Regions from separate parts of the Homo sapiens genome. Here region 2 is linked to region 1. Evidence: read pairs that join two places in POLR2A ChIA-PET (ENCODE). Cell type or tissue: MCF 10A. All regions are shown on one strand. Links, peaks and the distances in the headings refer to the core of each region. The heading gives the core; the rest is flanking DNA.

Evidence for each region. ChIA-PET counts read pairs that join two places held together with the same protein. Peaks named below come from ENCODE experiments on the same cell type or tissue, not always from the same donor. Only the 100,000 strongest peaks of a DNase experiment are listed, where the experiment ranks them.
Region 2: POLR2A ChIA-PET joins it to region 1 with 6 read pairs; 7 of 35 experiments call an interaction of 5 or more read pairs at or near these places.

What each region holds. Positions count from the first base shown.
Region 1 is chr3:141,823,544-141,835,037 of GRCh38, reverse strand. No RefSeq gene overlaps it. Among named protein-coding and RNA genes, the nearest start is that of ATP1B3, 47 kb to the left of the region's middle. In MCF 10A, for the core only: no CTCF peak of the experiment used is centred there; a DNase peak (open chromatin) is centred at 5,957.
Region 2 is chr3:141,746,821-141,758,314 of GRCh38, reverse strand. It overlaps RNF7 (ring finger protein 7), which reads right to left. Exons shown (of 3, transcript NM_014245.5): 3 at 10,755-11,494. It also overlaps a transcript of GRK7 not described here. Among named protein-coding and RNA genes, the nearest start is that of GRK7, 11 kb to the left of the region's middle. In MCF 10A, for the core only: no CTCF peak of the experiment used is centred there; no DNase peak of the experiment used is centred there.

The DNA.
Region 1 (11,494 bases), core at 4,884-7,383:
CGCGGTGGCTCACGCCTAGTAATCCCAGCACTTTGGGAGGCAGAGGCGGATCACCTGAGGTCAAGGAGTTCGAGACCAGCCTGGCCAACATGGCGAAATCACGTCTCTACTAAAAATACAAAAATGAGTCGGGCATGGTTGTGGGGCCTGTAATCCCAGCTACTAGGGAGGCTGGAGCAGGAGTATCGCTTGAACCCGGGAGCTGGAGGTTGCAGTGAGCCAAGATCCCGCCACTCCAGCCTAGGTGACAGAGCAAGACTCTACCTCAAAAAAAAAAAAAAAAAAGAGAGAGGACAGAGGGAAGAGAGAAAAGAGAGAGACAGAGAAAGAGAGAGAGAGGGAAAGAGAAAGAGAGAGTGAGAGAAAGAGGAGAGAGAGAGGAGAGAAAGAAGAGAGGAGAGGGAGAGAGAGAAAGGGCGGCATAGGGGTTTACTTCATATGGTTCTCTCCTATTTGAGCAAAGAAAACCCATCCAATAAGCAACCCCACAAACATTTGGTTAATTCTCATTGGCCAGGATGAGGTCACATGACTGCCTAGCCCAATCATTGGCAAAGTGGGTATTGGGCTCAGACCAATCATGATTCACCGCCTGGGGCAAGGGCACATGTCTTCCGTGGGCAATATTTGGCCTCTGTGTGCAAGGAAGTAGAGATGGCTGTTGGGTAGGCTGCCTTATAAACCCCTTTCTCCTTCCTCTCATGTCCCTCTTCCCAAAAGGCCTAAAAAGTAGAAGGCCTGGGGCAAGAAGAAGGTCATGGTTGGAAAGTAGGGGAGGTGGTTTGCTCATTAGTGAAATTTATAGTTATTCCTTCATGGAATAATTGACCTGTTTTTCCTAACTTTTAAGGCTTCAGAAAATTCTTAAATTCCAAGGCCAAGAACACTGTATTACTTTTCTATGGCTGCTGTAACAAATTGCCACAAATTTAGTGGCTTAAAACATACAGATTTGTCTTACAGTTCTGGATGCCAGAAATCCAGAATCAATTCCCTGGGCTAAAGTCAAGGTGTTGGCTGGGCTGGTTATTCTGGAGCTTCTAGGGGGCGTGAACCAAAAAAAAAAGACACTAGGCAACCACCAGTGTGTATTCGGTGAGGCAATGGTAAAGGGGAGCTTTTACTAGAAAAAAGAGATTTACCTAAGCTGCTTAGAAACACAGAGTTCATGGCCGGGCATGGTGGCACACACCTGTAATCCCAGCACTTTGGGAGGCCAAGGTGTGTGGATAGCCTGAGGCCAGGAAATCGAGACCAGCCTGGGCAATATGACAAAACCCCGTGTCTGCTAAAAATACGAAAAATTAGCCAGGCATGGTGCTGCAGGCCTGTAGTTCCAGCCACTCAGGAGGCTGTGGCGGGAGAATTACTTGAGCCCCTGAGGTGGAGGTTGCAGTGAGCCAAGATTGTGCCACTGCACTCCAGCCTGGGCAACAGAGTGAGACTCCTGTCTCCTCTCTCCAGTCTCAAAAAAAAAAAAAAAAAAAAAAATGCAGCTCTAAAGAATGTCTAGTAATAAACCTTATCAAAGCAGGAGATGGGTGAAAGGTATGAAAGGGTTTTTAGAAAGTCCTTGGAAACAATTCTTATCTCAGACATGAGATCATGTCTTTTTTGGGCCTTCCCAGCCCTATTTTATCTGGGTCTGACAAAAGCCACTCCATCCTGGTATCTGCAACTTTCACAGGGAGACCCCCTTCCCTTGCCATTTTCAACTTCTAGAGCCTTCCTCTGTTCCTTGGCTTGTGGCCCCTCCTCCATTTTCAGCGAGCATTTGCCTGCCTCTTCTGACTCTGATTCCTCCTGCCTCCCTTTTATGAGGAGGGTTGTGATTACGTTAGACCTGCTTGGATAATCTAGGACAATCTCCCCATCTCAAGACCCTTAAGCTAGTCACATCTGCAAAGTCCCGTTTGCCATGTAATGTAATATCCACAGGTTCCAGGGAGTAGGACATGGATATCTTTGGGGGCCATTATTCAGCCCACCCACACATCCTAGTACCTTACCCTCCAAATACCCTTACAGAACAGCTTACAGGGCAGGAGGGAGGACAGAGTGCAATCTGAGTGCCAGTGTTTTCTCAGTAATATTCAGCAGCTCATGATTGTGGCTTTGGGGCCCATGTGGCTTAGGTTTGTGGTAGGTGCTTGGGAGGACGTTTGTGCCTGAAGGACAGGATCCCATCAGAAGGCCATCTTTCTCGGGAGCCAGCGGGGAACACTTTTAACTCTCTGTGTGTTTTGTGTCTCTGCAGATAAATGAGTCACATTTGCTAGAGTGAATATGAAAGAAGGTAGCAGATCCCAATAATTCAAAGTGACTTTCATCAAATCACATGCTGACATTAGCTTCATAGCTTTTTTTTTGGTTTTTTTTTTTTGAGATAAAGTCTTGCTCTGTCACCCAGGCTGGAGTGCAATGGCACGATCTCAGCTCAATGCAATCTCGGCCTCCCGTGTTCAAGTGATTCTACTGCCTCAGCCTCCCGAGTAGCTGAGATTACAGGTGCCCCCCACCATGCCTGGCTAATTTTTGTATTTGTAGTAGAGGCGAGGTTTCACCATGCTGGCCAGGCTGGTCTAGAACTCCTGACCTCAAATGATCCACCCACCTCAGCCTCCCAAAGTGCTGGGATTACAGGTGTGAGCCACTGTGCCCAGCCAGTTTCATGACATTTTTAATGAACCTATTTTGTGAGGCAATGATGCAAGCTCTTGGGTTAGTACGTAGAATTTGTGCACTCAGGTTACAGACCACTCAGCCTTGTTTTCTTCTCTGTGCGTCCTTTCCTTTTGTTGCAGCTCTGGTGCTCGCCCCTGACTTTCATGACCTTACTGTCATCTTTTAGATATTGGAAGCCTTGCATCCAGCTTTTGAGGGGCATTTCTTCACCTTTCTGCCTGCTGAGTGTCTCCCATGGGGGATGGCTTTCGACTCCTCTATTGGTTTCTCCCATACAGCCTCACCGGCTCTCTGCAAATGGAACCAAAGCTTGGGGGAGACCCTGCTGAGTCCTGGGCAGAGGCACACTGACCAACCAGAATATATTTCAGGGACAAGTCAGTAATGTACTGGTAAATGCTAACAACTGGCTCTGCAGAAAGAAACAAATTCCAATCTGTAGGATTTGCCTATTTTGTGATGCAAATACACCCACTGTGTCTGTTTCAAGCTGTCAATCTGGTGTCAATCCAAATGTGGAGTCCAGAAGAGGTGAGCACAATCAGCTCCAGCACACTGGGGCCAAGCAAAGGAGAAGCCACCTCTTCCATGACAGAGAAGAACTCGTGAAACACACTGTCTCCGGAATTTCTTCCAAATTCAATCTTCAGCATGGTCACGGTCCCCTCTTTGAGTCAGAACTCCATTTTGCTCGTCAATCTTTCCCACTGTCCTTCCTTCTTTCCTGTGTGAAGCCACGCTGGCCTCATAGTAACTTTTACTGGCCAGACACTTACCATGTAGGGAATGTGAAAGGGCTGATGGAGGTGATCTGCTCCTGTGTGATGTGAGTGTTATACAGAAGGAAAACGGTCAACTCGTTGCAACGTCCAAGGCACATTAGCTGAGCTAATTAGTCTATGGTTATGAAAAAAAAGAAAAGGAAAGAAAGAAGGAAGGAAGGAAGAAAAGAAAGAAAGAAAGAGAAAGAAAAAAGAAAAGAAAGAGGTCGAGAGAAGGTAGGCAGAATATGTTATGTAAGTTCTTAGAGTATCCAGATTTCAATTAATGACTTTGACCTTCTTAAATTCCTGTTCCAAAATCAAATGGATGCATTTCTTTTTCTTCCTTTCTCCATCTCTACACACAATGGAGTGGGGCACAGTGAATGACAAAATCACCAAAAATGAGCTGTGGAGGGGACAGTCAAGGTGACCAGATAGTCCACAAACTGCGTGTCAGAACTGAGTGACTGAGAGCTGGGTGTGGTGGCAGGCACCTGAAGTCCCAGCTACTTGGGAGGCTTAGGCAGGAAAATTGCTTGAACCCAGGAGGTGGAGGTTGCATGAGCCAAGATCACGCCACTGCACACCAGCCTGGGCGACAGAGCAAGACTCATCTCCAGAAAAAAAAAAAAAAGAACTAAGTGAGAATTGATCAAACATGGAACTGTAACAGTAAATGTTGCTGACGAAGACATGAAAAGGTATAATGATGTTGAAAAATCCACATGTCTGGACAAAGCTCTGCATCACAGTGTCTGCTGTGCTGTTTTATGGGCCTTGCCCTAAAACACAACCAAGCAGAGGCCAAGCCTGGAGGGCACACCGCTCCCTGGAAGCAAGGTGCAGACAAGAGCATCTGAATGTTTGTTTGGTTGAGCTGCTCTTTCTCCATTGTCTGCTGCCTCACTGGTTATGACATGCGCCAGATTAGCCTTCTCCCACTCATTCCACTGGCATTTGTTAAAACAGCGTTCACCGAGATCCAATCTGGTTGTGTCTTGTAGCCTGGCTGTAACTTTCCACTTTCAGGGAGAGGTAATAAGGGGTTCACGAGTCCTAATTTTACAGTTAAAAGCAAGGATTCTAAAGCATAAACCTTGGAGAAATTCTTCTAAAAACTAAAGGAGGGGAAACTGAAGTTTGGTTCCTAAATACCCCTAGGACATTGTGCCACTTGGTCCTCGCATCAATTAAAAGGTAACAAGAGAATCAAGAAAAAGTATAGATCCAAATTGGCTAATAAGGATATCCAGCCATAGGGTAAAATGTAAAATATCCAATAATCCTGGGGGGGTGGGGGGACATATTCAGAGTAGGCTTGGTTTGTCTTGTGCTTCATTTCCATCATCTACAACAATTCTGGACCAATTCTGGACAACCTCGCACCAGAATTAGGGTGAGTGGAATGAGGATTCTAAGGTGCAAAATTTAAGGATGCTTGCACTGTCAGGTTTGTGCAGATTTTGCCATTGCACTCGCACGACCCTGAGAGGGAGTGCTGCCTTAAATATTGTGCCCTAGGTGCCTCACTGTCATCCCAGCCCTGCCAGTCCATTTAGGGATTAAAATATATTTTTCAAAAATTGTTTCTTCCATGGGCTTAGCTCACTACCTCTTTCTAAGCCCCATAGGAGACATTTTAGGGAATAGGAACAGAAGCAGTTCCTACTTTGAGAAACCAGTGACCTCTTTGCTAAGTGTTGTCAAATAGAGCTGGGTTAACTCAACACTTACTGTATCCTTGGGCAGGTCAGTTAACTTCTGGGGTTTCCTTTCTTCATCTATAATGTGCAGATGATTATACCTACTTGACAGGATCTTTGTGAATATTGGAAGTAATTCACAAAAAGTGCCAGTGACAGTGCCTGGCACATAGTATGTGCTCACTAAATGGAAGCTTTTCTTGTGTTATTATTATTGCTGATAGTAGTGGTGATATTGACAGCACCAACCAGCCAACAATCTTTAGGTGAGAACAAGCACATGGACTTGCTGCAAAAAATATCCAGAAGCTGTATCCGAGGACAGATTTGACAGATTCGTGTCAGATTCAGATGCACATAACCCATGTGGGGCCCTCAGTGTGTGTGCAGGAGTTTCGTGGCATTTTAACTAATCATGACCACAGACAATTCTTCATCAATTATCTATTCTCATGTACTACAGATAATTTTTTACTATAAGTATGTCTCATGAAATATTTGGGACATACTTATACAAGAAAACAATTTTTCTTTGCTTATTTGCAATTCAGACTTGACTGGATATCCTGCATTTTATCTGGCAACCCTCGGAGGGGAGTTGTTAGTACAGGGACTCTAAAGTGGTGCCTGCTTTGGGTGTGCCTCTGGAATGCACATTTGCACTGATGGCCCCTGAGGCTCAGCACTCTGCACAACTAGCAGGTGAACCGCTGAAGCTTTCCCTGGTTGTTTTGGCTCCTGGCTTTCTCCTCCCTCCCTCTCCAACAGCTTCTCCTGGTAGCAGGAATGGACATGACAGCTGGCAGTGCAATGCAGATGGGAGAGGCAGGGCGGGGTGAACTGGTTTAAAATTACACAATAGTCAGCTGGCCCCATGCCCCTTAACCAAACTCCCAAGGAAATGCTAGCTGCCTTCTGGGGTTGCCACCACCCCAGGCAGCCCTCTGTTTAGGGGTTCTTCTGTCTGATATGTGTTTCATAAGAGAACAAAAGGAGAGAGGGCTCTTGCAGAGAACTTTTGCTTCTGGAACCAGAATTTCTAAAATAAGCTTCAGGTTCTTTTATCTCATTGTGACATTCTGGGTTATATTAATGGATAACCTCAAAGAAAAAAAAATGGTAAAATCATGATTGTCATACAGAAATAAAAATGAATACATGTTAAAGATTTTATTTAACTCTGTAATGAGGAAACTGGTAAGATGTTACAATAAGTTCAGATAAGTAAAAAAAAATAAAGCACAAATTTATATGGAGTAAAGGAATGTTGAAATGAATGAGCAAATGGATACAAAACTGGCTTGGAGGTGTCATGGGCTGAATTGTGTTACCCAAAATTCATATGTTGAAGTCCTAACAGCCAGTACTTCAAAATGTGTAGGTCATTAGGGTGGGTCCTGATCCGGTATCACTGGTTCCTTTATAAGAAAAGTTTGAGTTTGACACATACAGTGGGAAGACCATGAGAAGACACAGAGAGGACAGCCATCTACAAGCCAAAGAGTGAGGCCTTGGAGGAAATCAACCTAGACAGCACCTTGATCTCAGACTTCAAGCCTCTAGAACAGTGAAAAGATAAATTTCGGGTGTTTAAGCCACTCAGTGTGTGGCACTTTATTATGGTAACCCAAACACACTAAGACAGAGGTGAAGGGGTCATTTGCATGTCTATAGATGAGAATCATTTTAAGTTCCCATTAGTTACCTATAATTTATGGAGTCGTAGAATAGCTCCCTTAGAATCAGATAACCCACCCCCTGGCAGCCAAGTGCCCTGGTGCCCACCCCCGTCAAGCCCGAAAGATGGGGAGGTGGGGTGGCAGGAGTTTCTGTCCCCCATATTCCATACACGTCCCCCTCTCCTCCCTCCTAGTGAGCAGGGGCCTGCAAGGCATCACTCCCAGCCCCTCGCCCTCTTGGGCACCCTCAGCAAAGGGGCGGGTGGGGACACTCCAAGTGGGGCAGCTCTCCCTACACGTGCCCCAACCCCATGAGCCAGTTCAACCCTATCAGGGGCTGAGCAGGGGCATCCCCTCCTTTTTTCATAGTCTCCGTGGATGTCCTCGCCCTGTAGCCACAAGCCCCTTGCTGCTCTCCTTTAATGCCAAAGGGCCCCTGCCTAGGACACAGGCCCAACCTGTGTGGTGGGGTCCCCAGCAGCAAACACTGGAACGTCTTTTTTCTTTTGCTTTCTTCTTCCCCACCCCTTAATTTTAACTTTGTGGTAACTAAGTGTCCCTGAGTGCCAGCTGAATGTGCGGGCGGCAGTGCCGTTCCGGAGGCCTGGTCCATCTGCAGTTTTGAGGGGTGAGGGGACCAGCGTGGGGGTTAGTTAGCTTCCCTTCCCCACCTGCAACCAGGGACTGCCCGGGTAACTAGCTTTGATCCTGTCTGCTCCCTCCCTGATCCCTCCCCTGCTCATGTCCCTTCTCTATGAACTTAAATTGAAAACCGCTTCCCTCCATCTCTCCTCCCGCTCCCATGTGGAGGGGGAATGTGTGCTGGCCAGGGTGGAGGACTGAGCACCTGAGCCTGGGGCTGGCTCCCCCGGGGTCCCCGACTCAGCTGGTGGCTGTGGAGCTGAGTCCCCTCCCCATAACCCCTGGGAGGCCAGCACCCACCATCACTACCTGCACCTGCTGTGGTCCCACCTTCTGGAGGCCTGGGAACCTGGCTGCAGACTGGGAAGGCTGGAGAGGCAGACGGCAGCACCCACCAGCTCTCTTCCCACCCTGCCTCTTCCCCGGGAGCCATGCCCTACCTGTGTGGTGCTGGGTGGGCTGACTGTCAAGACATGTGTCATGTACATTTGTATCAGAAATAAAGAAGTGACCACACACACACACACACACATACACAATCAGCTAACCCAGTCAGTTTAATAATAAGAGTTAATTTATGACTAGAATCAGCAAACTGCTTGTGGTCAAATCTAGCCCTACTGCCTGTTTTTGTAAATAAAGTTTGTTTTCTTTTTTTGAGGCAGGGTTTCACTGTGTCGCCCAGGTTGGAATAGCTGAGACTATAGGCATGTGCCACCGTGCCCACACCTAGCTAAAGTTTGTATTTTTGGTAGAGACAGGGTTTCACCATGTTGCCCAGGCTGGTCTCTGAAACTCCTGGGCTCAAAGCATACACCCGCCTCAGCCTCCAAAAGTGTTGGGATTACAGGTGTGAGCCACTGTGCCCAGCCAATAAAGTTTTATTATAACACTTATATATGGCTGCTTTCACAAGACAAAGACAGAGTTAAGAAGATGCATCCGCAAAGTCTAAAATGTTTACTACCTGGTCTTTTTTTTTTTTTTTTTTTTGAGATGGAGTCTCGCTCTGTCGCCCAGGCTGGAGTGCAGTGGCGCGATCTCGGCTCACGGCAAGCTCCGCCTCCCGGGTTCAGCCCGTTCTCCTGCCTCAGCCTCCTGAGTAGCTGGGACTACAGGCGCCTGCCACCACGCCCGGCTAATTTTTTTTTTTTTTTTTTGGTATTTTTAGTAGAGACGGGGTTTCATTGTGTTAGCCAGGATGGTCTCGATCTCCTGACCTTGTGATCTGCCCGTCTCGGCCTCCCAAAGTGCTGGGATTACAGGCGTGAGCCACCGAGCCCAGCCACTATCTGGTCTTTTACAGAGAAAGTTGTAGAGCCTTCTCTAGACAATGCATGGTTTTCCATTGAAACACAAATGTTTCCCTACAATTGGAAGGTCATTCAAGGTCATCCAGCTCAGGGATTCCTAGATTTTAAGATCTTATGGGTAAAATTTCAAAATAAAATTTTGAGGATAGTTATAGGGTCTCTAGTGTTTACTTTTGTCAAATATAACTACCTCATGAAAGAACACATTTTAACTACTCATATTTTAAAGTGAATAGCATATGAAATAGCATATGAAATCTTGCTGCATTATTCTTTCTTTAATTTCTCTGAGTTTTGGTAAAAACTCCACCCCTGAACAGACAGTTAATGGTCTAGATTGTGGAACCATTGACCTGGCCCAATCTCAGGCACTAGCTGCTGGCTCTGTCCAGAAAGGCTGCTGGCTTGGGCCCAGAGTCACGGCCTTACTCCTGTACTCAAGCTGATGCCCTCTGGGGAGAAGGGGCGTGTTCTCTGGGGGGTGGTTATTGCCAGAGCCAGCTTGTGCATGTGTCACACACCCCCTCCAATGATGATGGGTCTTGCCTGGCTTTAAATAATATGTTTTTTCCTAATTAAAAAAAAAAATAAATGCTCAGTGCAGAAAACATGGGAAAAAAATGGAAAGTACAAAATTCATCTTCACTCAGAGAGATGTAAAGATTTACTGATACACAGGGGGATTAAAAACAGTTTGCAATCTAAAAATCCTAAAGAGACAAAACCTAGCATATGTCTCAGAACTATCATGGAGCCTGGCACATGGCAGACGCCAATATTTATTGACATAACAGGCCAGGCGTGGTGGCTCAGAATGCCTGTAATCCCAGCACTTTGGGAGGCTGAGGTGGGTGGATCACAAGGTCAAAAGTTTGAGACCAGTCTGACCAACATGGTGAAACCACATCTGTACTAAAAATACAAAAATTCCCTGGGCGTGGTGGTGGGCGCCAGTAATCCCAACTACTCAGGAGGCTGAGGCAGGAGAATTGCTTGAACCCGGGAGGTGGAGGTTGCAGCAAGCTGAGATCATGCCACTGCACTCCAGCCTGGGCGACAGAGTGAGACTCCGTCTCAAAAAAAAAAAAAAAAAAAAAAAGACAGAAAGAAAGAACAAATAAGTCTGAATAACTGCAATGATTTTTCCCAGATGACTCAAGAAAATTCAGGGTCTCTTTTATTTTTATTTTTATTTGTTTATTTTTTGAGACAGAGTCTTGCTGTATTGCCCAGGCTGGAGTGCAATGGCATGATCTTGGCTCACTGCAACCTCGCCTCCCAGATTCAAGTGATTCTCCTGCCTCAGTCTCCTGAGTAGTTGGAATTACAGGTGCCCACCACCATGTCTGGCTTTTTTTTTTTTTTTTTTTTTGTATTTTTAGTAGAGACGGGGTTTCACCTTGTTGGCCAGGCTGGTCTCGAACTCCGGAGCTCATGATCTACCTGCCTTGGCTTCCCAAAGTGCTATGGTTACAGGTGCAAACCACCATGCCAGCCAATTTATTTTTTAATAATCTAAATAGCTAATATGGTCAGTCTTCCAGGTAAAAAAATACTTGTGCTTATCTTTTTTCCTTATGTACTTTGTATCATTTTTTCCCTTTTAAGATTTATGGCTGGGCGCAGTGGCTCATGCCTGTAATCCCAGCACTTTGGGAGACCCCGGTGGGCAAATCACTTGAGGTCAGAAGTTTGAGACCAGCCTGGCCAACATGGTGAAACCCCATCTCTACTAAAAATACAAAAATTAGCTAGGCGTGGTGGTGCATGCCTGTAGTCCCAGCTACTCGGGAGCTGAGGCAGGAGAATCACTTGAATCCGGGAGGCAGAGGTTGCAGTGAGCTGAGATGGCACTATCGCACTCCAGCCTGGGTGACAGAGCAAGTCTCCGTCTCAAAAAAAAAAAAAAAATTTATAACTGCCAAGAAAAACAATTTAAGAAGCAAGGATTATTTGTGTTCATTAGTTTTCATCATATTTTACTGTCTGAACAATTTATTTAAATTGTCTTATTAAACTGCCCTAATGATACATGCAGTATAGTGATATTTAGAAATTGATCTAGTAGACTTCAATTAATTTATTTATTTACTTTTGAGACAAGGTCTTGCTCTGTTTACCCACGCTGGAGTGCCAGTGGTGTGATCATGGCTCACTGCAGCCTCCTGGGCTCAATCAATCCTCCTGCCTCAGCCTCCCAAGTAGTTGGGACTATAGGCATACGCCAGCACGCTTGGTTAATTTTTGTATTGTTTTCAGAGACAGGGTTTTGCCCAGGCTGATCTTGAGCTCCTGGGCTCAAGTGATCCTCTTGCCTTGGCCTTCCAAGGTGCTGGGATTACAGGCGTGCACCGCCAAACCTGGTCCGTCTGGTAGACTTTAATGATTTCAAAAGATATGCCTCGCAATTTCTAAGAAGCAAAAATTGTTGAATTATTTCACATTTATGCCTGATTACCTAAATGAGAAACATGTTAAAATTTATATTCAGGCCATGCATGGTGGCTCACGCCTGTAATCCCAGCATTTTGGGAGGCCAAGGCGGGTGGGTCATGGGAGGTCAGAAGTTCTAGACCAGCCTGGCCAACATGGTGAAACCCCATCTCTACTAAAAACACAAAAAATTAGCCAGTGTGGTGGCAGGCTCCTGTAATCTCAGCTACTTGGGAGGTTGAGGCAGGAGAATCACTTGAACTCGGGAGGTGGAG
Region 2 (11,494 bases), core at 4,210-6,709, 76 kb after region 1:
GATGGATTAAAGATTTAAACGTTAGACCTAAAACCATAAAAACCCTAGAAGAAAACCTAGGCATTACCATTCAGGACATAGGCATGGGCAAGGACTTCATGTCCAAAACACCAAAAGCAATGGCAACAAAAGCCAAAATTGACAAATGGGATCTAATTAAACTAAAGAGCTTCTGCACAGCAAAAGAAACTACTATCAGAGTGAACAGGCAACCTACAACATGGGAGAAAATTTTCGCAACCTACTCATCTGACAAAGGGCTAATATCCAGAATCTACAATGAACTCAAACAAATTTACAAGAAAAAAACAAACAACCCCATCAAAAAGTGGGCGAAGGATATGAACAGACACTTCTCAAAAGAAGACATTTATGCAGCCAAAAAACACATGAAAAAATGCTCATCATCACTGGCCATCAGAGAAATGCAAATCAAAACCACTATGAGATATCATCTCACACCAGTTAGAATGGCAATCATTAAAAAGTCAGGAAACAACAGGTGCTGGAGAGGATGTGGAGAAATAGGAACACTTTTACACTGTTGGTGGGACTGTAAACTAGTTCAACCATTGTGGAAGTCAGTGTGGCGATTCCTCAGGGATCTAGAACTAGAAATACCATTTGACCCAGCCATCCCATTACTGGGTATACACCCAAATGACTATAAATCATGCTGCTATAAAGACACATGCACACGTATGTTTATTGCGGCATTATTCACAATAGCAAAGACTTGGAACCAACCCAAATGTCCAACAATGATAGACTGGATTAAGAAAATGTGGCACATATACACCATGGAATACTATGCAGCCATAAAAAATGATGAGTTCATGTCCTTTGTAGGGACATGGATGAAATTGGAAATCATCATTCTCAGTAAACTATCGCAAGAACAAAAAACCAAACACCGCATATTCTCACTCATAGGTGGGAATTGAACAATGAGATCACATGGACACATGAAGGGGAATATCACACTCTGGGGACTGTGGTGGGGTGGGGGGAGCGGGGAGGGATAGCATTGGGAGATAGATATACCTAAGGCTACATGACGAGTTAGTGGGTGCAGCGCACCAGCATGGCACATGTATACATATGTAACTAACCTGCGCAATGTGCACATGTACCCTAAAACTTAAAGTATAATAAAAAAAAAAAAAAGAAAAAAAAAAAAAAAAAGAAGAAGATCTAAGCGTATTGTCAGAAAAGTGGGAGTTCAGAGTTCAGTGAGGAATTTCAGGCTACACTAAAATTTTCGTCTTATAATTGGGGGTAGCTCCAAGATTTTGCACATTTAAAACCCTGAAAAATATTCTAGAAGAGAGATGGAATTAATAAAACATTTTCCCTTAAAAAAATCACTTCTTCCATTACTTTTTTCTTCTGAGTTTTGAGAAACTTCTTGAAAGTGTGGCCCTTCTAATGAACTCCAAGGAGCTTTCTCAGGTTACCTCCACAGGGGACCAGAACAAGATGAGAAAAACAATTATTTTGATTTGAATGATTTCTTGAAGAGTTGAACAATAAGACAAATGGAACACCATTAATGCATTTTCTTTTATTTTCCATTTAGTAGCAAATGTAAAAGGGTGTTGGTTATGGTCTTCAATAATAATAGCCATCTCTTTCTTTTTTAAAAAAAATTCAGGTTTTACATAGAGTAAAATGTATACATCCTACATGTGCAGTTAATGAGTTTTATAAAATGTATACTTTCAGGTAATCATCACTCAGATCAAGAGAGGGAACATTTCCCTCACTGCTGAAAGTTTCCCATGCCCTTTTCCAGTCAATACCCCTCGCTGAGAGACAATCATTCTGATTTTGATCCCTATAGATTTTACCTGTTCTCAAACTTCATGACAGCAGAATCATACAGTTAAGTAGTCTTTTGTGCCTGAATTCTTTTGCTCAACATAATCTAAAGATTATAAAGATTCAGCCAGGCTGTCGCCTGCATCAGTTGTTTTCACCCCCCCACCTTTTTTTTTCTTTTTGAGATGGAGTCTTACTCTGTCGCCCAGGCTGGAGTGCAGTAGCACGATCTCAGCTCACTGCAACCTCCACCTCCTGGGTTCAAGCGATTCTCTTGCCTTAGCCTCCTGAGTAGCTAGGATCACAGGCATGCACCACCACACCTGGCTAATTTTTGTATTTTTAGTACAGACGAGGTTTTACCACGTTAGCTGGGCTGGTCTTGAACCCCTGACCTCAAGTGATCTGCTCACCTCGGCCTCGCAAAGTGCTTGGGATTACAGGTGTGAGCCACTGTGCTTGCCATCTTTTTTTTTTTTTTTTTTAAACTGCTGAGTAGTGTTCCATTCTATGAATATATCATTATTCTGTTGATGAACATTTGGGTTGTTTCCAGGTTGGGGATATTATTATAAATATGAACATTTTAAAAAGCAGCTTTGAATATTGTTTTGTAAGTCTTTGTGTGGATGCATATTTTCATTTTTCTTGAGCAAATACCTTAGATGATAGGGTAGAAGAGATCATAGGGTAAGTATATATTTAACTTTTAAAAATAACTGCCTGTTTTCCAAAGTGGTTATTCCATATTTCATTCCTGCTAGCAATGAATGAAAGAGTTCCAATTCCTCTACATGTTCATCAAGACTTAGTGTTATCAGTCTATTTAATTTGAGCTATTCTAGGGTGGTATATAGTGGTGTTTCATTGTGATTTTAATTTGATTTTCTGATGAGGCATAATGGGCACATTTTCAGGTGCCAACTGACTATTTAGACTTCTTCTTTTGTGAAACATCTTTTCAATTCTTTTGCCCAATATCCACCTCTTTAATAAATCTTGTTGAGGATATGGCCCTCTCAGGCAGTATTCTGTTGACCGACCACATTCTTAAGAGAAGCTAAATGTTGTAGAGACATTGAGGCAGCAGTCATAGAAATAAAATTGCTGGGTAAGAGCATTAGATTCATTCATTCATTCATTCATTTTTAGAGGTGGGGACAGGGTCTCCCTATGTTGCCCAGGCTTGTCTCAAACTCCTGGCCTCAAGTGATCCTTCCACCAGAGCCTCCTGAGTAGCTAGGATTATAGGTGTAAGCCACCACACCTGGCTAAGAACATTGGATTTAGAGCTTTCCAAACAGTTTAAATTTGTCAGGACAAGTATAGAAGCAACCATTTTATTTGTAAAAGCCACCACATGCTATTTCTATTCAGAGTTTCAAAATACAGAGAACAGGTACTCTCTAGAACCTTGGCATAAAATTCGAGTTTAGAAAATACCTGAAAGTGGTGTTACAGCTTATGTAACATCATATTTTTTCCATACGTAGTTATATTTTGAGATGTATACTTTTATTTAAGGACTATCCAAATTTGTGTCATAAAGGATATGTCCATTTAAAAGCCTATTTAAAAAAACTTTGCTTTATAAGTTGGCATATTAAAAAATATAAACATGAAGATGTCATATCAGAGATAAAATAATCTCTAAGATTCCAATTCTAAGAGGCTCTGAAAAGAAAGTATATGTAGCAGCAACTACCCAAGTATCAGCAATTGTTAATTGTTAATATCAATTGTGGCTGATAATCTATGTTGAGTCATTCAACATCCATTCCCAATTGTTCTTTTCCTTTTCTTCCTTTACTGTGAAAGCTGGAAAACCAAAAGCTTCATCTCTGATTTTTCCCAGGTGACATAATTCTGGCCAGTGAACTACAGACTAAAGACACCGGGGAGGCATGCACCTGTAATCCCAGTTATTCAGGAGGCTGAGGCACAAGAATCGCTCGAACCCAGGAGGTAGAGGTGGAGGTTGCAGTGAGCAGAGATTGCACCACTGCACTCCTGCCTGGGTGACAGAGTGAGACCCTGTCTCAAAAAAAAAAAAAAAAAAAAGACAGTGGTGAGGGGAGCCCTTCACCGAGTACAAGTCAATGTCTTGCTAAAGAAAAAAAAAATCCTTTTTCCCAAGAACATAAATATGAGGCCTGTCTGAAAATACAGCATTCATCTTGGGAACATGAGAGAGAGGGCAGGAGAATGAGCCATCACTCTGACATGGTCAAGAGCAGACAGCAGAAAGCCTAGTTTCTGATGGCACCACTGACCTGCTGTACCAGCCCTGGACTTCCTACCCCTGGACTTCTTATTGTGCAGGACAGTGACACCCTTATCTGTTTAAGCAGCAGCAGTTTTCTGATATTTGTTGCCAAGTGTATTGCCAGCTGATTCACTAGTGTTTGAAAGAAGATACCATACTAAACACAAAATTAACTGCTTATATTATGCACCATTATCTCTTTATTAAACCTGGCTTTATCAAAGACATAATTGATTTTTCAAGGAACCCCAGTATTGAGACATCATTATACTTCTGCATGAGCAGAAGGGCTTAACACTTTCACCACATTATCTGTTCTTGGAACCAAATTTGAAACTATTGATAAATGTTAGTAATAATCTGCTCCAATATTGTTTTAGCATTTATGAAAACTGTACCAATTATGTTAATATAGTATTTTTTACCAATGATATCTTCATATGCTCTTAGTGTTTTAAAACAAACATAAATTCCCTTTTTAGCATATGAACATTTGCATTTAGATCAGATATGACAGCAGTATAATAAAACAGGGGTCCCCAGTGCCTGGGCCATGGACTAGTACCAGTCCCTGGCCTGTTAGGAACTGGGCTGCACAGCAGGAGGGGAGCAGCGAGCAAGCAGTACTGCCTGAGCTCTGCCTCCTGTCAGGTCAGCAGCAGCATGAGATTCTCATGGGAGCGCCAACCCTATTGTGAACTGTGCATGTGAGGGATCTAGGTTGGGCGCTCCTTATGAGAATCTAACTAATGCCTGAGGATCTGAGGTGGAACAGTTTCATCCCAAAACCATCTTCCACCCCACTGTGGAAAAATTGTCTTCCATGAAATCTGTCCCTGGTGCCAAAAAAATTGGGGAACCACTGTACTAAAACACCATAAAATTGTATAGAACACCACGAAATGGTTTGGCCAAGAGTTGAAAACAGAATATACAGCTCTAAAATATCTCTATAAATGAAGTTTGTTTGTAGCTTTACAGAACTAAAAACCAAAATATGTGAACAAACTTTAAAAAAGCAATTTTGGAGGAAAATAGGTTCAGAGAAGGTATTTTACTGAGACAGTGTTAAGCAAGTAGTGAAGAATGTGGATTCCAGAGCCAGACTGCCTGCATTCGGACCATTTTCCTTCCACCAGTGTCATCTTAGGCAGGTATTAGTCAGCTTGGGCTGCCAAACAAAATGCCATAGACTGGGTTTTGTGGCTGAAACAACAGAAATGTATTTTCTCACAATTTGGGAGGCTGGCAAGTCTAACATCAAGGTGCCAGCAGGGTTGATGGCTGGGGAGTGCTCTCTCCTGGGATGGCAGATAGCTGCCTTCTCACTGTGTCCCTACATAGTTTTCTTGGGTACATTCATGAAAAGAGAGATATCCCTCTCATCCTCTTCCTATAAAGCCACCAACTGCCTCAAAATATAATCACATTGGGGGTTAGGACTTTGACATCTGAGTTTTGGGAAGACACAATTTGGTCCATGGCAGCAGGTTATGTAACCTCTTGGTGCCTACATTGCTTTACCTGTAGAAAGAGTTGATAATAATAGGAAGGGTTTTTGCAAAGATTAAGTGAGTTAATATACATAAAGCTCTTAGAAAAGAGTTTGATGCATAATAAGGGCTATACAAGTTTGATTATTATCAATGGCCATATTTTAGCAAATTTCTAGTAGGGAATTCTAACTTCCCCAAAATATTATCAAAATGTATATAAGTTATTATTAATCAGGACTTCTCAACCTCACTGCTGATGACATTTTGGGGCCTGACAGTTCTTTGTTGTGGGGCTGTCCTATGCCTTGTGGACGTTTAGCAGCATCCCTGGCCTCTACCCACTAGATCCTGGTAGCACCTCCACTACGTTGTGGACATCCACAAATGTCTCCAGACATCGCCAAATGTCCTCTGTGAGGTAAAATCACCCCTGGTTGAGAACCAATGCTATACATCTATTAAAGACACAAAAGCAGCTACATGAATTTATAGCTTAAAATATTGTCATTTTGCAAACTTAAGAAATTCTTACAAAACCTAAAGAATGGGAAACTATGTCAACAATCCCTTTTTATAGTAAACACTGAGGTTTTTCATATAATTTGGAATCTTTGTATTTTTTTTCTCCAGGTCCAGTGAATTTGGCAGCTAAAGATTTAAAAACATATACTACTTTCCTTTTTGTTAAGGATAAGATGTAGTTAGTAAAGTAAGGCACATGTTCAACATCCTAGTTTTAAGATAATCTTTTGAAGGTATGCAGAAGGTCACTTAAAACAGATTTTGATATATCACTGAGGTGTCCATGATTCTGAAATTCTGAGAAAATAGAATGGATCATCGACATTGTGCTGTCCAATAGAATTTTCTTCACTGAAGGGAATATTCTGTTCTGTAATATCCAATATGGAAGCCACTATCCATATGTGACTACTGAGCCTTTGAAATGTGGCTAGTATAACCATGGGACTGAATTTTAAATTTCATTGTAATTAATTAAATTTTACATAGCTACATGTGGCTAGTAGCTATACTATTAGACAACACAGATCTATACACATAAATAAATGATTATGTTATTTTCTTCCTTAATAGGGTCTTTTTGTCAGTGGGCAGACCCCCCATACCCCACACATACCACTTACCACATGTTGTTACATACAATAGAAACAGATTTTTATAATCCACATGAGAAATGGTTCTTGTAGTCACATATGGTGTAATGCTGTAGTAGAATATGGTTTCTCTCTTCTACTTCTCTTAGAAGGTTCAACACTTTAAACTTTACAATTCTGTTGTAAAGCTAATATTCCCTAACAGACCCTGTAGTCTCTGAAGAGAGAAGACTTTTTATTAAAATTCTTTGTCATAATGGTGAAGCCCCATATATAGCAGGCATGCAATAAACTTTTATTATAAATATATAATATTAAAAATGTATAGTTTCTGTAAAAGTAGAAAAAGCAGAGCTAGAGTTAGTATGGCAGAGGTTAATTTACAATGAAGGTATAAGAATGACTACTATAGAGTTTAAGTCCCAATAAATTTACATAGTTGGTAGGCATCTCCTTAGAGGCTCAGATAAAATGCAAATGGCATAGAACATTTCACCTGTGCTGAAATAGTTTAAAGAGTTTTTGAGCAAGATTTTCATCTGGGCAGTTTTTTCTTTTTGTTTTGTTTTGAGATGGAGTCTCGCTGTGTTGCCCAGCCTGGAGTGCAGTAGCTATTCACAGGCATGGCCATCACACACTACAGCCTTAAACTCCTGGCCTCAAGCAATCCTCCTGCCTCAGCCTCCCAAATAGCTGAGACTGCAGGTGTGTGCCACTGCACTCCCTTGAGCAGTTTTCTCTAACTCTATTCCCTGCCCTGCTTGGTACACACACACTTCTTTGGGAACCACTGTGGGAGAACCTATTGTTGCTGATGGGAATGTGTTAGGGTAGTTAAAAAAAAAAAAAAAAGGTTATAAACCACTCTCCTGAAGACTCATGCTGGCAATTTTTTTACAGGTTGTAGCTGCACACACACATCATAAGTCTTACAAGAAGTATCTCTGCAAACAATATTCCTTTCTTAAAAGCAATTCTATAATTAAGGCAAAGAGATTACCAGCATCAGTAGTGATCAATAATAATGGCTGACATTTGTTGAGTGCTTACTGTGTCAAGCACTGTTCTTGCAGTTAAAATGCATTTATTTAATCTTCATAACAACTCCATGAGGTAGATAACAATGTTATACCATTTTAGTTGAGGAAACAGGCACAGAGAAGTTAAGGATTTTGTGCAAGATCACACAGCTAGTAAATGATAGAGCCAACATTTCAAGCTGCGCTGACTATGAAACTGTAGTCTTAATTCTATGCTATACTGCAGCTACACTCACCCAGGCAAAGTGCTTGCTTGTAACCAATACAGGAAAAGCAGATTCCGTTCCAACCACTGAATCAGATTTATCAAGTGTACAGATAAGATGAAGGAGCAGGTTGATTGCAAAGCTTACTCCCATTCTGAAAGGCTATGAAAATGAAAATTGAGGGTTTTATTAATAGAAGTAATGGTTTATGCCATTACTTTTAATGGCAAAAAAACCGCAATTACTTTTGCACCAGCCTAATAGAAAAAGGTTAATTTTCTAAGCATATGAAGATTCCCAAAATCAACTAGGCAAAAAATTTATTTTTATATTCATATTTCTTTTTTTTTTTTTGAGACGGAGTCTCGCTCTGTCGCCCAGGCTGGAGTGCAGTGGCGCGATCTCGGCTCACTGCAAGATATTTCTACCAAGATGGAAAACCTAAAATTAAAATGAGACCTCACCAAAACCTTTTCTTAATATAAAATCTTGGCTGGGTATGGTGGCTCATGCCTGTAATCCCAGCACTTCAGGAGGCCGAGGCGGGAAAATCGCTTGAGGACTCAGGAGTTCAACTCCAGCCTGGGCAACACAGGGAAACCCCATCTCTACAAAAAAAATAAAAAATTAGCTGGGTGTAGTAGTGTGCAACTGTGGTCCCAGCTACTCGGGAGGCTGAGGTGGGAGGATTGCTTGAGCCTGGGAAGTTGAGGCTGCAGTGAGCTGTGATCATGCCATTGCACCCCAACTTTGGAGACAGAGAGAGACCCTGTCATAAAAAATATAAAATAAAAATTTAAAAATAAAATCTGAAAATAATGTTGAGTGATTAGAAAAACATAACAGGCAAGTTATTGAGGCCTTACTACCATTATTCACAAAAACTCACAGTGCTACAAGTAATCTAATCACGTTCACAATTAACTTTTTCTTGTACAATTTTTATTGAGAATAGGAGTGTTTTATTTCATAACTGAAAACATTATTTTTAAAGTAACACTTCTATTAAAAATGCTTCTAAAAATGACTACAATGAAACAATAACAGTTGCACTTAACCATGTGCTAGATACTGTTCTAAATTTATATAGTTAGTCCTCAATCCCCCCAAAAAACTAAAGAAGTAAGTATTATTATTTGAGACAGGGTCTTGCTCTGTCACCCAGGATGGAGTACAGTGGTGTGATCACGGCTCACTGCAGCCTTGACCTCCTGGGCTTAAGCGATCCTCCCACCTCAGCCTTCTGAGTAGCTAGAATTACAGGTGCACACCACCATTCCACTAATTTTGTTTTTATTTTCTGTAGAGACGAGGTCTCACTATGTTGCCCAGGCTGGTCTCAAACTCCTGGGCTCAAGCAATCCTCCTGCCTTGGCCTCCCAAAGTGCTGGGATTACAGGCATGAGCCACCACGCCTGGCCAAGAATTATTATATTGTTATTATTATCTACCTTGCACATGAAGAAATTGAGGTATGGAGAGGTGAAGTAACTTGCCTAAAATCACACAAATAAATGGTGGAGCTAGGATTCAAATCCAGGTATCCTGGCTGTACTGCCACTAAGTGAGAGTATTAAAATGCAAAGAAAATACTTTCCCTGTAAGATATATTTTGCTGAACAAAACCTAATGATGGCAGAAATGGAATGACTTAAAGATGGAAAACAGGAACTTCCATGCAAACATTTTTCAGTATTTTGTTGTACTATTCAAATGTTCAATACAAAATAGATTAAAATTTAAAATATATTTGTACTTTAATTCTAATTTTCCTTATAGCCAAATCAGTAATATTTTATTCTTTAAATGCTTTTTTAAAAAACAAGGGCTGGCCCAGTGTGATGGCTCACGCCTGTAATTCTAGCACTTTGGGAGGCTGAGGCAGGTGGATTACCTGAGGTCAGGAGTTCAAAACCAGCCTAACCAATAGGGTGAAACCCTGTCTCTACTAAATACAAAAAATTAGCTGGGCATGGTGGTGCATGCCTGTAATCCCAGCTACTCAGGAGGCTGAGGCAGGAGAATCTCTTGAACCCGGGAGGTGGAGGTTGCAGTGAGCCAAGATTGCGCCACTGCATTCCAGCCTGGGCAACAAGAGTGAAACTCTGTCTCGAAAAAACAATAAATACAAACAAGGGCTTACTAAACACTGAAATTTTCTCCTTTTCATTGCAGAGCATAAAACGTTCATTACTCCAAACTACCCGTGGCAATAACTTTTACTTATTTATTTATTTTGGAGACAGGGTCTTGCCATGTTGCCCAGGTTGAAGTGTGGTGGCTATTTACAGGCATGATCTGTATACTGCAGCCTCAAACTTCTAGGCTCAAGCAATCCTCCCGCCTCAGCCTTCAGAGTAGCTGAGACTAGTGTGTGCACCACCATGCCTGGCTCCATGGCAATAACTTAAAAAGCAGCAAAGTGCTGCTTTTTCGTATTTCTTTTTTTTTTTTTGAGACAGAGTTTCGCTCATTGCCCAGGCTGGAGTGCAGTGGTGCGATCTCGGCTCACTGCAATCTCTGCCTCGTGGGTTCAAGCGATTCTACTGCCTCAGCCTCCCGAGTAGCTGGGATTACAGGCACCTGCTACCACACCCGGCCAATTTTTGTTAGAGACAGGACTTCACCGTGTTGGCTAGGCTGGTCTCGAACACCTGACCTCAGGCAATCCACCCACCTTGGCCTCCCAAAGTGCTTGGATTACAGCGTGAGCCAACGTGCCCATCCATGTCCAAGCATTTCTATATTGAAATACAACTGAATTACAAGTTCTTTTTAGTTCTGTCATATAACAATTACATACATTTAAATTATATGTGTAGGAAATATATTTATGAATTTCACTTCATGACAGTAAAGGGGGACACAGTATTTTTATAAAAAAGGAAGCAATGGGACTGACAGAATTAAGATTTACTGATAGCGGTCAGCTGTAATAACACAATTTGCATAGAGGGAAAATTAAATAGCGAAAGATAACTTGTTTGTTTCTAATGCAACAGTAAAATAAAATCAGCACATTTAATCAAATGGAAAGAAAAACCTGTTTGATGCTTAACTTTTGTATTGGAACCCAAAATTGTCCCGGCATGTTCCCTCTGATGAGTATGTATTAAACTTTCAGATGGCTGTGCAGATGAGCTGTAATCATCGCAGGCTGAGCAGCATCAGCGCTGCTTTGTCACAGTGCCTCCTCTTCCCTCAGATGCTGGTGTGTGGCATAAACAGGGCTTTGTTAGGTGGCGGGACTGTGGTTTTGCTGTGTGGAAAATCAAATTGTTACCACCATCCTCCACATTTCATTTATATACTGTCACACTGCCTAAAGTAACCTGACATTCTACTGCTTTCCTCTTCAATGCAAAGCCATGTATCTGGTTCACATTTTAAGGATGCAACCTTCTAAAAAGGTCAAACAGAAAGTTACTAAAACAGTTCACTGCACAATGATAAACATTTAAATGGCCAAAGATATTTGTATAATTTTTTCAGTAGCTAGAAAGACAACTGTGAAAAAATATAAAGAAAAATTTCCAGAGAAATGTGATCA